Regions from separate parts of the Homo sapiens genome. Here region 2 is linked to region 1. A link is an interaction called in ENCODE POLR2A ChIA-PET data of the cell type or tissue named here. Cell type or tissue: Panc1. All regions are shown on one strand. Each heading gives the region's core, and the rest is flanking DNA. Links, peaks and the distances in the headings are about the cores only. Region 1 has its middle 260 kb from the start of OR4E1. Region 2 holds the start of SALL2 (spalt like transcription factor 2).

What was found. ChIA-PET counts read pairs that join two places held together with the same protein. Peaks named below come from ENCODE experiments on the same cell type or tissue, not always from the same donor. Only the 100,000 strongest peaks of a DNase experiment are listed, where the experiment ranks them.
Region 2: POLR2A ChIA-PET joins it to region 1 with 16 read pairs; 2 of 35 experiments call an interaction of 5 or more read pairs at or near these places.

What each region holds. Positions count from the first base shown.
Region 1 is chr14:21,931,197-21,934,117 of GRCh38, reverse strand. It overlaps TRA. Among named protein-coding and RNA genes, the nearest start is that of OR4E1, 260 kb to the right of the region's middle. In Panc1, for the core only: no CTCF peak of the experiment used is centred there; no DNase peak of the experiment used is centred there.
Region 2 is chr14:21,525,771-21,528,691 of GRCh38, reverse strand. SALL2 (spalt like transcription factor 2) reads left to right here and starts at 2,346. Exons shown (of 2, transcript NM_001364564.1): 1 at 2,346-2,631. The coding sequence starts at 2,565. RefSeq lists enhancers at 1,100-1,927, 1,928-2,755 and a silencer at 2,409-2,468. In Panc1, for the core only: no CTCF peak of the experiment used is centred there; no DNase peak of the experiment used is centred there; H3K4me3 peaks cover 855 bases.

The sequences.
Region 1 (2,921 bases), core at 138-2,637:
CCAGTATAAATTGCTTTCAGAGAAATTTCAGAGAGAAGTTAGAAGACACCAACGTGACTTTTTCCCAAGCCCTTGAAATATTTTAAGACAGCAAGTTAATAGGTGCTCTATTTATCCAAATGAAATTTTTTAAAATAATTAAATAATTTCAGGTCTCATTCTTTGACTAAAAGAGGAAAGAAAACATATTTTAAAGGATGAATAAACTGCAGTTTAGGAGCTGACCACCAGGTAGTGGCATAAGCATTCCTTTCAGACCAATTATTAAACACCTGATGAGCAATGCATGGTAGCAAGGCTGAAAAAGTTCCTAAACTTCTGTGAACCACCAGAGTACTGGAACTTTATTCATGGCCAGTGACCACTCTCTTTCTGTTCCTGGAAACTTGCTTGTGATAAAGGAGTCTAAAGCATAGTTGTTCAAATTAACCAGTATGAAAATTTCTCACATACAGGATCATAGCTTAATTCTTCCTAATGACTAACATTATTTAAAGCATTGTTTAATCTGTGCACAGTCAGTCATTGTTATGAAGCATTATTTCACAAGATTATGCAAGGTTTAAGGACATAAATGGGAATAATTTTCAAGAACATTCCAAAAATCTGAAGTCTATACAACCCATCAACTTGAACAATATTTACTGGTCCAGCAATTTCTAAAATAAAACTTGGTACACTTCACAATAAAAGAAAAATACAAAAACAATAATATGGAAGCCAAAACTTTGTCATAAATATGATTGAATAAATTTATCATTTTCCCCTTTCTTCATAGAAATAATCTAAATGCAACAAGAAATTTAAGAACAATAACACTATATCTATAATTGGGGTCAAATTAAGAGAAAGAATCCGAATATTTTTAAGAGCCAACCAAATTAAATGAGCTTGCACAAATGCACAGGTACAGTGAATCATCCTAGATCCAAATGAAACAATCCACCAAACCAGGCATTAGAACATCTTTGGCCTTCTTAAAGTTTGTTAATTTCAAGCATTATATTAATAGATTTTCAAGTATTAAATCATCTTTACATTCCCAAAATAAATTCAACTTAATTATGTTGTTTTTTTTTGTGCATGCATTTGTCCCTTCTCACTTTTTTTTTCTGGATCATGTTAGTATTGTAATTATTTTCAAAATATCATGTTGTGGTTTTATCATTGATTTTGTTATTTTCCTTTGAGCCATTAATTTCTTGCTTTTATTTTTAATTCCTTCAATCTACTCTCAACCATTTTATTTTACTGTTAATTTTATAACTTCTGGAGTTGTATATTGAATTGGCTTACTTTTATATTTCATTGTTTGCTGAAAATTCATCAATTGGAGTCAAATGACCCAAGTTTAAGTGTTGGATGTTTATTTACTAGATCTGTGGACTGAGGTAAAACTTTCTGCTTCTATATCTCTCTAGTATGGAAACCAGAGTGCACATTATTTTCTCCTGGTTTAGTATTTTCAATTACTAACTAAACATTGCTTTAAAAATATGTATCCAAATACAAATTCTTCATCTTGTTCAGCACATCATCATGTGTTAGAATATTTATTCTTAGAAGGACATCATTCTTTGACTTCTCAACATTTAAACTAAATTTTGAAGGGCCTGATGTATTAAAGATATAAAATGATTACATTATGAAGTTGATGCTTCTATGTATGCTTGAAGTTTTGCAGCCTACATGAGTTATCCTGAGGGACATGAGACAAATGTCCTGTTCTCCAATCTGCTGTCACAACACCTGAAATTCCACCATTAAATATGCTTGTAGTTAGAACTAATAAATGAATTCAACAAACTTGAAGGATACAGAAACAGCACACAAAAATCAATTGCATTTCTATAAACTAACAATGAACACTTTGGAAATTAAGAAAATAATTCCATTTGCAATAGCATCAAAAAGAATAAAATACTTAGGAATAAACTTAAACAACAATGCTAAAGACTTGCACAATGAAAACAAAAATGTTGCTGAAATAAATTAAATAAGGCACAAATAAGTTGAAAGACATCTGATATTTATGGATTGGAGAATTTAACATCATTAAAATGTCGATGCTACCAAAAGCAATCTACAGATTCAATTCAATCCCTATCAAAATCCCAATAGTGTTTTTGCAGTAATAGAAAAATCCATCCAAAAGTTCATATGGCAGCTTGTGAAACCCCAAATAGCCAAAATAATCTTGAAAAGGAACAAGTTTGGAAGGTCTAACACTTCCTGATTTCAAAGCTGATTACAAAGCTACAGTAATATAGCAAAAGCTGTGTGGTGCTTGCATAATGACAGTCATATAGACCAATGCAATACAATAGAGAGCCCAAAATTAAACCTTCACATTTACAACCAAATTATTTTAGGAAAGGGTCCTAAGACTGTTTAAGGGTGAAAGGAAAGTCTTTTCAACAAACAGTGTTGGGAAAAACTGGATATCCACATGCAAAAGAGTGAAACTGCACTCTTATCTTACAGGAAAAGCATCGCGATTTAGATTTGGCAATAATTTCTTTTTCTTTTTTTCTTTTTTTTCAGCCTTCAGAAAGCATGGAATTGGCAATAATTTCTTGGCTATAATACCAAAAGCATAGGATGCAAAAGAAAACTTAGATAAACTTGACTACATCAAAATTAAAAACTACTGTGCATCAAAGGGCACAATTAATGGAGTGACAGAGTGGATAAACAACCCATGGAATGGAAAAAAAAATATCAAATCATATATCCGACAAAAGATCAATATCCAGAATATATAAAGAACTCTTACAACTCAGCAGAAAAAAAAGACAACCCAGGCCAGGCGCGGTGGCTCACATCTGTAATCCCAGGACTTTGGAGGCCGAGGTAGGTGAATTGCTTTAGCTCGGGAGTTCAAAACCAGCCTGGGCAACATGGTGAAACACCATCTTGAA
Region 2 (2,921 bases), core at 172-2,671, 410 kb after region 1:
GAAAAGTCACTTAACCTCTCCAAGCTTCAGTTTCCTTATCTGTAAAAATAAACCACATTGCACAAAACTGTGACTTGCCATAAACTGAAATAGAACCCCCCTCCCTCATTTGTAAGTCCAGGCCTGGAAGCACAGAACCCGTCCATTTCAGAATTATGACTCACAATGCTAAGAGCCTTATTATCTGAAGTTTCAAAACATAATTCAGTAAACTGTTTTAAGTTTAAAAACACAGGCAAAATTTATGTTGAGAAGTAAAGTGGATGTTACTAATATTTTAAATAGGTTGTTTCAGCTCCCCCACCCACTGCAATAAAAGACTTCCTACCTTTGAAATATGCTGCTGATATTAGCCAATATCTTACCTCAGAAATTAATAAGATTAACAAACAACATGGAAAACAGATCTAATTTTAGTATATGTGTATTTAAGGTTACTTCGATTATTTTGCTACTGACAATGTAAATTATCTCATTGATTAAATTCAGGACTCCCCAAACTTTAAAAATCTCACATGTACATATTAATTTTTTTAGACTTTTTTTTTTTTTTGAGACGCAGTTTCACTCTTGTTGCCCAGGCTGGAGTGCAATGCCACGATCTCAGCCCCCTGCAACCTCCACCTCCTGGGTTCAAGCCATTCTCCTGGCTCAGCTGCCCCAGTAGCTGGGATTAAAGGTGTACCATCATGCCCAGCTAATTTTTGTATTTTTAGTAGAGACGGGGTTTCAACATGTTGGCCATGCTGGTCTGGAACTTCTGACCTCGTGATCTGCCCACCTCCCAAAGTGCTGGGATTACAGTGAGCCACCGCGCCCGGCTTTTTTTTTTTTTTAAAGTAATGGGGCCTCACTATGTTGCCGAAGCTGGAGGGCAGTGGTTATTCACAGGTGTGATCACAGCTCACTGCAGCCTCAAACTCCTGGACTAAAGCAATTCTCCTGCCTCAGCCTCCCAAGTAGCTGGGGCTACAAGTGTGCACCACCATACCTGGTTTACACATTAATATTGTCCAATTTTTCAATTTTTTGTCCCCACAATATTTTTCTGAGTAAAATACTGCAGCTACAATATTACCACTTTATGAAGAGGGAAACGGTGGTATAACATGGTGTGACTGACCACCATGTCTCAGTTTTATCAGTGAGGCAAGAATAGAACTGGGATTAAAACAATTTAGGTTTACTGATGCCCAGGGAAACCACAAAACCAAGGACTTGTGGTCACTTCCTGCATGTAAGAGAAAGTATTTTAGGAAGTGGGAAGCACTTTAAGACTCATTTCAAGGTAAAAAAGAGAATGCCAGAATACCTGGTCCAGGAGGCATTTTATTCTTACTTATCCTGTCTGAATAGGAGGCTGCCTCTGTGATGGTGAGCAGGTGTTAGCTATTTCTAAGCATTCAAATCAGGCTGGGGCTGAAAGGGCTTTAGACACTGAGGGCTGCCTGGTAGTTCCTACCGCATTGTTTCAAGAGGGCTCCCCTCCCCCCCAGGTTAGAGCTGGGTGGGCCTCCGTAGGCCTCTGCAGGCTAGCGTCTCCCCAAACCCACTGTCTTTAATAGTGACGGTGTGAGGAATGTTGCAAGAGGAGAATAGAGGAGGAAGAGGGTACTAAATAGGAGATGGCTTATTAAATAAGCATGGACTCTATGAATTAGGTGTTGTGTAGGCTGGGCGATCTGCGGAGTAACCTGCATTCAGCTATTATTCAGGGGGAGGAGGGGCGGGGAGTGAAGGGGCTTAGTGTTCCGCAGAGAGTCCTGAAATGACTTCCTGGGAAATTCTACCTTGCAGCCGCCCACCCTGAGAAACTTCTTTTGTGGAGAGGGATGGGGGTAGGGTGGGAATGGAAGTGAGAAAGACGAGACAAAACTTCGAATATTTTGGGGTGTGTGTGCTGGTGAGGAGTGGATGTTCTGATCTCCCCCTCTTCTTCTGGCCCTCAGACCTCTGAGGAGATCAGACGACCCTCTCTGGAATCCACTTTTTCCAAGCTCAGCGGATCCTTTATCCAAAGAAAAATAAGAGAAGCCTATCGCCTTGCTCCACTGAGCAGGGCTACGTTTCCCACTGTGCCCCTAGAGCTTAGGAGGGGAGGGCGGGGGGAGGAGGGTAGGCCTGGGCAAAGGCATCTGCAGATGGGGGGAGCTGGCCAGGGACCGGGAAAGGTGGACCCCCGCAGTGCTTCACAGCACCTGTCACTGCGCCTCCGGAAACTCTCCCGAGCTCTGAGCTCCCGCCCCCACGCCCCCGCTAGCGCTCCCTTCTCCCGCCTCCTCTAGCTCCCGCCTCCCTCCCCAGCAGCTCCTCCCCATAAACTCCCCTCCTCATCAGCTCCTCCCAGATCTCCCCTCTCCCCGCTTTCTCACTCCAGCTTCTCCCCGCCTCCTCGCTCCCCTCCCCCTCCGCCGCTGCTCCCTGCCCCCGCCGCTGCCGATCTCCATCTCCGCAGTCTGGGCCGCTGGGTGCAGAGGCTGCCGCAGACCCAGCGGCCATCGCCTCCCTCAATCCCAATATCCATTGTCTCCCACCCCACCTGGCCCTCCACTTCCCCCACAACCATGGCGCACGAATCCGAGAGGAGCTCTCGTCTCGGGGTGCCCTGCGGGGAGCCGGCAGAGCTCGGAGGTGCGGTAGGGTCGGTCGGGCTGGGCAGGGGTGGGGGCGGAGGGGGATGCGCAGGGGCGGCGAAGACTTTCGGTGGGTGGGAGAAAATGCATGATTCTCTGCGTAGGCCCCTGTCCCCACACCTATTCCGTGAACTCGCTTGTGGCCTGGGGAAGGGAGGGTGGCTGAGGAGGGGAGTAGCATGCTCTTGCCCCCCTCCCCTCCTCCCTCCCCACCCCCCTGCCCCATGCCGGGTTGTCTCCTGTCCACACGGATCAGGCCTGAGCTCTAGACTTCTGCATGGCCCTGAT